Regions from separate parts of the Homo sapiens genome. Here region 2 is linked to region 1. A link is an interaction called in ENCODE POLR2A ChIA-PET data of the cell type or tissue named here. Cell type or tissue: K562. All regions are shown on one strand. Links, peaks and the distances in the headings refer to the core of each region. The heading gives the core; the rest is flanking DNA.

Region 1 (5,372 bases), core at 206-5,205:
GTTTAGATGAGGTGCAAAACTGGCTCCCGGGAAGGAGGGCTGAGCATCGAGAAACCCAGAAAGCTGCCTCACAGATGCAGACATGACAGTGGCTTTGTGGTCTCGAAAACCTGGAGTAGACAGCCCCTGTCTTGTCATTGTTTTCTTGTTAGTCCAGGGCCGCTTCCAGCTTGGAGATACACAGCTCCGAGCCCACCAGAGACACCACAAAACAGAACTTTTCTGCCCTCTGGTGTTAAAAGAAGGAAGAGATTTTGCTGGGAAGAGGTACCTGTTTTCCTTCTCCTGGTACTAGGAAGTTGGTGGGTGCAGATCTTTCTCTTCAGGGGCCCAGCAGTGACTTCATTGAGGAAGATCTGGCCTAGGCTGGGTCCTCAGCCGCCTGCAACAAACATTCCTGCCAGCAGGTGGCAGCAGGCCTCCAGGCCGCAATGCCCAGCCTATCTGCTGACCACAACCTTGCCACACCTCTTGGCATGGGGTGTGTGCTTTTGGGGATGGGGAGGGTAGAAATGAATCAGACATGGGCTCTGCCTGTGGGGAAATTAGAGCACAGGCAGAGAGACAGATTCCCAGGCTATAAAGCAGAATAAAATCGACTGTCTGAAATGTAGGAGGCAGCATGGTGTAAGAGAAAAAGCAAGGGCAGCGGCATTCACACAGACCTGTCCTGACCCTGATGCCACCCCTTACCAGCCGGGTAACCCTTGGCACGTTGAATAACGTAACATGAACAATTATAATACCTAACAATCGCTAACATTGATGTGATGTTTCCTGTGGCCAGGCACAGAGCCAGGTGCTTTACATGTAACTCATTTAATCCCCAACAACCCTTGAAGTAGGTACAGTTATATCCCCATTTTGCAGATCAGGAAATGAAGGCACAAAGAAATCAAAGTTCTTCCTAAAGGTCATGCAGCTGGTGGTGGGGAGAGCTGGATTTGAACCCAGGCAGGGCAGCTGCTCACCTTCATGATGATGCATCTGCATCCATGTGGCTGGCACAGTGCCTGGCGCCAGAATAAGACCTCTTATCATGAGCAGCTGTCAGGACTAATAATTCATGCCAATTAAGGATGACATAAGCTGGCCCCCGAGTGCTGTGTGTTCAGTGTCACTAATTCTCCATCTTCCTGGCAGATTTGGGCATGTGAGTGTGGCACACCTCCTGTTGGATCACGGGGCTGATGTCAATGCCCAGAACCGGCTGGGGGCCAGTGTGCTCACTGTGGCTTCTCGGGGCGGCCACCTGGGTGTGGTGAAGCTGCTCCTGGAAGCCGGTGCCTTTGTGGACCATCACCACCCTTCAGGCGAGCAACTGGGGTTGGGCGGCAGCAGGGATGAGCCCTTGGACATCACAGCCCTGATGGCTGCCATCCAGCACGGGCACGAGGCCGTGGTGCGTCTACTGATGGAGTGGGGCGCGGACCCCAACCACGCAGCCCGGACCGTGGGCTGGAGCCCGCTGATGCTGGCCGCACTCACTGGGCGGCTTGGAGTGGCCCAGCAGCTGGTGGAGAAGGGCGCCAACCCTGACCACCTCAGCGTGCTGGAGAAGACCGCCTTCGAGGTTGCACTGGACTGCAAGCACAGGGACCTTGTAGACTACCTGGACCCGCTGACCACCGTCAGGCCCAAAACAGGTCAGGCTGCATGCCCCCCGTGGCTTCACAGAGGACCCCAAATTGTGTTTATGTGGCTTAAGCTGAGGATTGCTCTACTGGAAGGACACGCAGAACTCAGAGTCCAGCCCTGCAGACCACTGAGACTGAGGAAGTGGTGTGCTTAAGTATCGGGGGGATTGCCTGTGACATGCAGGTTCTGGGCCCACTCTCTGCAGAGTGATTTGGTAGCCCTGGGCAAGAGCCTGGAAGCCTCTATAACAAGGCTGCTCTCCCCAAGCACATCATTCTGATGCAGGTGGTTCTGGGGCCCTTCTACAACAAGGTTTGGCAAACTTTTTCTGTAAAAGGCCAAATAGACTGTATGGACCATACAGTCTCTGTTAAAACTACAGTAGTCACTTCTGCTAGAGTGAAAGCAGCCTTACATATGTAATGAGTAAATGAATGGGTGTGGCTATGCATATAATATGTAAATGAGTCAGGTATGGCTAGGTTCCAATAAATTATAACTACAAAAACAAGCAGTGGGATATATTTGAGCCATGGGCTATAGTTTGCCAGCCCTTGTTCTACAATAGTGTGCCTGACCTCCTCTGCCCTGATCATTTCTCAAACACTAGTTCATGTAAAATTGATGAAAATTAGTTTTTTAAAAAACATCTAGCAGTGCATCTTTTTTTTTTTTTTTTTTTTAACTTCTTGCCATCTCTCTGGCATGTAAAGAGTTGTCTAAACAATCCTTAGCAAATCTGCCATAGGACATACCACGTTTCAAAACCTTTAATGCACGGTTTGCAATAAGATCGCAACACACAGCCTTGGTACCCTCTGTCTATGTAAAAGGCCTGACTTCGACGGCAGGACTCACAGCCAGGGAGTAACAGTAGGTGGGCTGCAGTGTATATAAACATCTAGCTCTGAGAGGTCAAGCACTGAAGAAAGTAGCTTCAGGCACATTGGCTAAAAAGACCTGAAAGTGTTAAGTTTGTTACCATTGAAAGAATATAGAATAGCCCCATCAATCAAGAGATGCTGAAAATTTGGTAAATGCTTATTAGAAATACACTCTCCAAAAAAAAAAAAAAAGAAATACACCATCCAATCAGAACAAGTCTGAAATAAACATGTTTTAAAAGCCTGTAATGACAGAGAGGTGGCAAAAATGAAGAGGATGCTCAAATGAAAAGGAAAAAGAAGTTTAGGAAGAACTACCTGAAGCCAAGAGACCTCTTACTTTGTCCAGGTGGGAAACTGAGGCCCAGAGAGGGAAGAAAGCTGGTCAAAGGTCACACACCCATTGGAAGCTGAGTGAGTGACACTCAGGAGGTGAGGATTCCATGGGAAGAGCACCTAGAGGTGATTCTCCCACCTGCAGCTCCTGCATGGGCTCTAGAAGCTGGTTTAACACATGACTCTTCTGAGCCTTTGCCTCATCTGTGAAATGGACACAATGACAACTACTACGGGGTGGTGGTGAGCAGAAGGCAGGTTATCCTCTGGCGTGTGAGATACTCAGCCCAGTAGAGTGTTAGGGACTCATAAAGGCTTGCTATTAGAAATTAGGGCCCCAGTCTCCTAGGACAGGGTTTTGTTTTGTTTTTGTTTTTGACACAAGGCCATTGCTCTCCTTTAAAGGTTTGGGTTGTTTGTGGCAGGGATGGGGAAAGGATCTGCCCTTCCCAGGCCCTGCCGTGCCCAGCACACCTGCCATGCTGAATCTCCCCTCACCCTCGCAGGGACCCTCTGAGGAGGGTATTCCCCCATTTTGCAGGGGAGGGAATTCAGGCTCAGAAGTGAACACTCCAGAACTTGCACCTGCCCGTGCCTGCCGAGCTGTGCCTCTTCTGTTGTGCATGCGTTCTCCATCCCAGGTTTCCTTAGCCTCTGCATCTTGAATCTTCACGGAGTGCCCTCGGGCTTAGCTTCTGACAGGCCTCATTTTAGGGGTTGTCCTGGCATCATGGGATGGCGATGCCCTCATTTCCCCAAGATGCAGTGGCTCAGACACATTGGTGGATGTGGCCAAGGTCACTGTCCACTTGGTTCGATGCTGGCTGTGCCCCTGCTGGCCAAGGGACCTTGAACCAGCTGCCTCAGTTCACCAAGCTCCCATTTCCTTCTCCACAAATGGGTGCTGGAGTGATACCCGCCTCAGGGCTGCTGTGGGGTTCATGTGAGATCCTGCCTGGCCCAGAGGGAGCACATGGGAAGTGGATTACTCCATAGTGTTGTCGGCGTTATTTGACAGGAGCGAACCTCGGGTCTTCCAGCAGGATCTGGTCATGTTCCCATTGAGCAGAACTAGTCTGAGGCTCAGTTCTCCCACTCTGTACCTGGGTGGTCTTGGTCATCTTAATTGGCCCTGCAGGACTACAGTGTCTTTTTTCATAAGATAGTCATAATAAAGGCTCTTTTCTTGGGAGATTTTTGTGAGGAATAGTAAGATCAGGCCTGTAAAATTTTCATCGCAGTGCCCTGGCACATAGACGACATCCAATAAATGGAAACTATTATGTTTTGATTGATGATACATTCATTCCGATACTTTACAAAGACGTACTGAGGCCTGCTATGTATCAGGCACCTTTCTAGGCACTTTGGATACATCAGTGAACAAATGAGATCCAAATCCCTGACCTTGAGGACCTTGGCCTTGATAAGGGGAGACAGGCAGTCAGTAGGAAATAAGCATATTAAATATATAGTAGGATAGGTGGTAAGTGCCACAGGGTTAAAAAAAAAAAAAAAAGGGCAGTGTAAAGAGGTTGGGTGTGGCAAAGCTGGGACAATTCATCCTGCTGTGTCAAATGGAGTGGTTGGGCAACCTTGAGAAGGTGGGACTGCAGCAGACATGCAGGACCTGAGGGAGTGTGTTGGCCCTGGGGGATCCCTGGGAAGAGCCCCAGGTAGGGTGCAGGCTGTGCTATTGATAATGACAGATTATGAAATAAATAATAGGAGCCCCAGCTCTTACTGTGCAGTTCCCGGAAATCCAGCCCCCACCAAGGCCTTGGAGGTCCCCTGGTCTCTGCCTTTCATTAGCAGCAGGACAGGGTACTTTTGATGCTGTAACTGTCATTGCGACACCTCTGACTCCCCACTGAGGTTGTGGTGTGGAGTTGGAGCTGATTTCTTTTCCTTGGGTTGGGGCAGGGTCCCTGGGACTGCTTGGATATAGACGAAAAAAACTGAAGCCCAAAGCGAGGAAGGGACCTGCCCAGAGTCACTGGGTGTCAGGACACAGCTGCCCCTGCCTCTTGGGGCCAGGCTCTGCTGTCAGTGATTAACTTGTGTCAGATGGTTGCTTAGCAGCCAACACTAAGACCAGGTGACACTCTTTTCTGTGAAAAGGTCTTGGCATGAGAAGACCCCACCCCACAGCAAAGTTGGTTCTTGAATACTTGAAAGAACATGACATATTTTTTTTAAAAGTCAGGTGCAGAATAGTTTCTTGATAGTATTTCACAGGCAAAATTGATATACTGTGTCCCATGGCAGTGTCCGTACTTTCCATGAAGAATTCTGGGATTCTGGCCAGGTGTGGTGGCTCACGCCTGTAATCCCAGCACTTTGGGAGGCGGAGGTGGGTGAATCACGAGGTCAGGAGTTCGAGACCAACCTGGCCAAGATGGTGAAACCCCATCTCTACTAAAAATACAAAAATTAGCCAGATGCGGTGGTGGGTGCCTGTAATCCCAGCTGTTCTGGAAGCAGAGGCAGGAGAATCGCTTGAACCCGGGAGGC
Region 2 (5,372 bases), core at 315-5,314, 540 kb after region 1:
CTTTCTGAGCTTGTTTCCTTCCCCATAAGATGAGGTTTATAAATTATCCCTACTTCTTAGGGATGTTTTGAGGATTAAATGAATTCATATACCTAAAATGGTTAGAACAATGCCTGCACATGGTCAGAACCCAATACTTGTGAGCTACTATTGTGATGACTATTATGGAAGGCCTCAAGAAATCAAACTTTCACAGAATTGCTGTGAGGAGGGTTAATAAGAAAATGCAGTGTTGTAGATTTGTGTCGTGAGTTGGGTAGATCAGTGACTTTTTTTTTTTTTGAGATGGAGTCTCACTCTGTTGCCCAGGCTGGAGTGCAATGGTGCAATCTCGGCTCACTGCAACTTCCGCCTCCCGGGTTTAAGCAATTCTCTGCCTCAGCCTCCCGAGGCAGCCTCAGCTGGGATTACAGGCACGTGCCACCACGCCCGGCTAATTTTTGTATTTTTAGTAGAGATGGGGTTTCACCATCTTGGCCAGGCTGATCTTGAACTCCTGACCTCGTGATCTACCCGCCTCAGCCTCCCAAAGTGCTGGGATTACAGGCATGAGCCACCATGCCTGGCCAGATCAATTATTTTTATCGCTGGTGTTCCCATAAGATAGGATCCTTTTCCCCCAGATGACTCACAAATGAAGTTTCTTGATCCCAAATCCTGGATCATCCCAACGTGGAAGAGTCCAGGAGACCACACCCTCCCACCCCCATGCTGCAGCCAGGAACATGATTGGCAGGTTTTAGGATCGGTATGGACCACCTCACAGCTGCCCCTGCAAGAATGTGGAAAATCAGGTCCCAGTACAAAGCCACACTGTGTCTAAAGTGCTTCATGTTCAGTTGACAGGGAGGCCAAATAGGCAAGGGCAGGACTTGTTACCAAGTACCCCCTGGACCTCTGTACCTGGGTGCTTTGCATGTCCAAAGCTGAGTACATCTGCCCCAACCCTTCTCCCCATTTCCCTTCCCTCCTCTCAGTAGATTTCCCCTCTTGTACCCACTAGTAGTTGCCCTCCACCCTTCCTCAATTCCAGCCAGTGAGTCCAGTCAATCACTGTGCTGGCCATTTTTGCCCTCTGACCCATACATCAGACCCAGGCCTTTCTCGCTGCCACTGCCCAGGTCACACCTCATCTCTCAAAGTCACAGTGGCCTCCTCTCCAGTATCCCCATGTGGAGGCCATGCCAGAACCCATCCCCTTCTCTGCAGCCTGAGTGAGCTTTCTTAAACCTGACCCTGAACCCGGTCACTGCCATCCAATGCCACCCACCACCTCACTCCTGCACTCAGGGCTCATCCCTCCTGATCTCACCTCTGCCTGCTCCCCCAGTCCCCACCTTGGGCTTGATGCTTCGGCAGAGTCTCTGCTCTCTCTCCTTTGCCTGGCAAATTCTTGCTTATTCTCTATGGCCAAGCTCCAGCATTGCCTTCTCTTCTTGCCAGCCTCCTCCTGGAAGCCTTCTCAGACTTTGTCAGCTGGATTCTCTCTGGGCCCTCAACACTTTTTTCAAACACTTCAAGGGAGACCTGTTCCATTGTGTTCTATTAATAATTACCCCCGTCCTTGTCCATCTCCACCCGCTAGCCCTTAAGGGTGGGGACTTTTTTTTGGTTGCCTGTGTCACCTCCCTGGTGTCCTGCCTGGCACATTGGATATTTGTGGAATGAATGTGTAAGTCAATACACTAAACTTTATAATTAAATGAGGAAAGGAATGTAAACCCCTTAGCATAACCTCAGGCACATAGTAAGTGCTCAATACATGGGAGTTGTCCTAATAATATTGTTATTCTATGTCTATATGTCTGTGCATAGAACACACCCATGCTATTACTATCATAATAGTATATACACAAACATATATAGGTGCTGTTACTAGTATAATAACTGTTCCTTTTATTCTTAATAATCATTAGTAATTTCTTTGGAGTTTCTTTTGAAGGGTTTCTTTGCTTCTGCTCCAGCCCCCACTCCCCATCTGCCAGGGAGCCAGACAACCCTGGTTTTGCAGAAAACTGCAGCCTGGGTTGATGCTGCTGCAAAGATCAGCATCAGACTAGAGGCCAGCAGAAACCTCTGCAATAATAGAATTCCTGTGTCTTAACTGAAATTTGAAGAAGCAGATTGTGGAAGAACGGCTCTGGGATCCTCAGACCTCTTCTGCTGTGGGGAACCTGTTGCAGGTTCTTTAATTGTGCGGCTTTGCTTCAGCACACACGGCGGGCCTCTTCCAGGCCAGCCCCTGCTGTGGGCATTGGAGAAAGGGGTGGAGTTGCTGTGATGACCTGGGTTCTAGTCTCCTGAGGAGGATGCTGCCTGAGACTCAGGAAGCAGGGACGTGAGCTTCTCCTCTTGAAACCTTTCCTCGCCTTGCAGCAAGCCTGCACTCTCCTCCCAGACCCAGGGCCTGGCAAAACCTTCCCAGCCCACCTAGAAAGATGTTTCTGGTGTCTTGGGCAAGTCAGCAAGGCCTGGATTAGCCACGTGGAGCAGGCTGCCCCACCTCGCCCGCCTCCACCCTTCCTGAGGAAGCAGCGGCCCGCTCCCATGTCGTTGAAAACCTCCTGACCCATGTCTGACTTTGAGTCAGAGACTTCTGGTAAAAAGTGTCTCGTCACTGCTCTTGAGCAATCTGCAAGGCATGTTCTCTCCTGCTTTTAAGGATTTACAACTTTATTTTATGCTTTACCTAAACAACGGTCTCCGCAGAGCCAAGAAAGATCAAAGGGAACCCACGAGACTTATAATAATAAGAATAGCAAGTTGCCACAGTAAGCTACAGTTTACAAAGGACCTGTATAAATGTGTACTGTCATGAAATATGCCTGCTGCCCCAACACTTTACATGCGTCATCTTATTTAATCCTCACAATAATTTTATAGAGTAGTTAGTGCTATTTCCATTTTATAGACCAGGAAACTAAGGCTCAAAGAGGTCAAGAGACCTGTCCTAGGTCATGTAGTAAGAAAACATCAGTGCTGAAATTCAAACCCTAGGCTGCAGACTCATAACCTGCCCTCCCAAAGCTAAGGGGCAGCCAGGCACTCGTCCAGGGCCCTCTAGGGAGGCAGTGACCTCCTGGGTCAGGCCCTTTTTTTGTCTAGGCAGCGCCTTCTTCCCACTGGTGGTGGGGCAACCCTCAGAGCTCACGTAAAAGGAGAATTACAAATAAATGCTGCTGAAAATCCTCTGTGTGGTCACTCATGGAGGGCATTTCTCCAGGGTGCCCCAGACTGCAGCCTCAGGTCATTGATTCTGCCTCCTGTGGGAAGTGCTGGTCTCTGTTGGGGCATCGCCATCCTGTGCCGCCCGTGCCTTGCACACTCCTTTGCATTGGGAGCTTGTGCCTTCATGGGCAGCCCCTCCTGTCTTAGATGATCTGCTTGTTAGAAAGGCTGCTCTGATAAGCCACATTGTTTAATGGGAAAAGCAAAAGTAGGGACGTGTTTGAGTCTATAACGGTGTCACCTGCTAGCTTTGACTTTGGCCACAAAACTCAACCTCTCTGAGTGGCTATTTCCTCATTGGTAAAACCTACCAGTGATGACAACCCCCAGGACTTGGCTCTGTGTAGTCTCAGAGTTGATCTAGGCCCACAGGTGGCACTTACAAGAAAACAGATATTAGCAGTTAGGGAAGTACTGCTAAGATATCAAAATCTTAGAGAAACTGTTAAGTTTTTTTGGTTTGCTTTGAATGAAGGAGAATAAGATGGTTAAAATATTGATAAATAAAAAAATTTTATTTTTTTCGAATCAGTTCAGAGTCTGGCTTAAAGGTTACTTTGAAAGATGTGAGTCCACAATATGGGGCTTTATGGCTTTTTTTTTTTTTTTTTTTTTTGAGACGGAGTCTCGCTCTGTCACCCAGGCTGGAGTACAGTGGCGCGATCTTGGCTCACTGCAACCTCCGTCTCCTGGGTTCAAATGATTCTCCTGCCTCAGCCTCCCAAGTAGCTGGGACTATAGGTGCGTGCCACCACGCCTGGCTAATTTTTTTGTATTTTTATTAGAGACGGAGTTTCACTGTGTTACCTGGGATGGTCTCAATCTCCTGACCTCGTGCTCCACCCACCTCCGCCTCCCAAAGTGCTGGGATTACAGGCGTGAGCCATCGTGCCCAGCCCAGCTTTACGGCTTTTTAAACATTTTTGTATACATTAACTCTGAAGGAGACAAGGTAGAGAGTATCCTTCTTGTTTTTTTTTTTGTTTGTTTGTGTTTGTTTTTGTTTTTTTTTTTTGAGACGGAGTCTCGCCCTGTCACACAGGCTGCTGGAATGCAGTGGTGTGATCTCGGCTCACTGCAACCTCCGCCTCCCAGGTTCGAGCGATTCTCCTGCCTCAGCCTCCCAAGTAGCTGGGACTACAGGCACACGTCACCACGCCCAGTTTGTTTTTGTATTTTTAGTAGAGATGGGTTTCCCCACGTTGGCCAGGCTGATCTTGAACTCCTGACCTCAGGTGATCTGCCTGCCTTGGCCTCCCAAAGTGCTGGGATTACAGGCATGAGCCACTGCGCCCGGCCCTTGATTTTTTTTTTTTTTTACTGATTTGCAACCAGGTCGCAACACCCTCCCCATGGAAACAGGGCCCAGCTACAGATCTTCTACCCAAAGCCAGGTTTGGTTCTTCAGCCTCCTGCTCAAACCCCTAGGAGCTCTGGTTTCCATCGTGATGAGATCCAACCACTTACCCACACCCCTTTCTGTTTGGCCTTCCCCACCCCATCTTCCCAGCTTCCTCCCCGCAAACTCAGCTCTGGGTCTGAAACCCCTTACTGTTGCCTGTATGCTTGGCATAGGAAGATCTTTCCTGGTTCCTCCTGCAGATTCAAATCAACCCCAGTCCTTAAGGCCCAGCTGCAGTGCCCCTCCTCCAGGAAGTTTCCCCTGACCTGGGTTGGAAAGACTCTGTCTCCACCTCCCAGAACTGCCCCTACCCCAGCACCTGACCCCAGGTGTGCACTTTTTCCCCTTCCCTGCTCCTTAGGCTTTGAGTTTCTGCTTTTATTCTTCTCACTTTCTCCAGCCCCACTCACAAGCCTCAGGGTAAACACCCAGTCTGTGTTTGGTGAGAGGATTCATGGAAGGGAGGGCCTCAAAGATCTCGCATTTGAGGAGTGTGAGTGCTGGCCTACCTGCCAGATCTGATGGAGCCTGTTAGGAATTTACAAATACACTGTCTGTTGTTTGAACTACTGCTAAGTTTCTTTTCTTAGGTAGGTTGAACAGCTCCCCCTGACCCCCATCATTATATTTAATATTTTTATACCCACACCCTTTTTGCAGATATAGTGCAAAAACAAATCTCCGCTCCTAAATGTTTCAGTCTCCCAGTAAGAGGGCTCCAAGTGGAAAGTGTCTGCTGCCC

The links. Peaks named below come from ENCODE experiments on the same cell type or tissue, not always from the same donor. Only the 100,000 strongest peaks of a DNase experiment are listed, where the experiment ranks them.
Region 2: POLR2A ChIA-PET joins it to region 1 with 6 read pairs; 3 of 35 experiments call an interaction of 5 or more read pairs at or near these places.

Annotation. Positions count from the first base shown.
Region 1 is chr9:98,786,378-98,791,749 of GRCh38, reverse strand. It overlaps ANKS6 (ankyrin repeat and sterile alpha motif domain containing 6), which reads left to right. Exons shown (of 15, transcript NM_173551.5): 2 at 1,144-1,646. Among named protein-coding and RNA genes, the nearest start is that of ANKS6, 7.5 kb to the left of the region's middle. RefSeq lists a silencer at 307-356. In K562, for the core only: a CTCF peak has its summit at 400 (motif pointing right); a DNase peak (open chromatin) is centred at 399.
Region 2 is chr9:98,246,201-98,251,572 of GRCh38, reverse strand. The region is part of intron 2 of TBC1D2 (TBC1 domain family member 2); the gene reads left to right. Among named protein-coding and RNA genes, the nearest start is that of TBC1D2, 6.8 kb to the left of the region's middle. RefSeq lists enhancers at 1,910-2,826, 2,827-3,744. In K562, for the core only: no CTCF peak of the experiment used is centred there; DNase peaks (open chromatin) are centred at 2,552 and 3,056.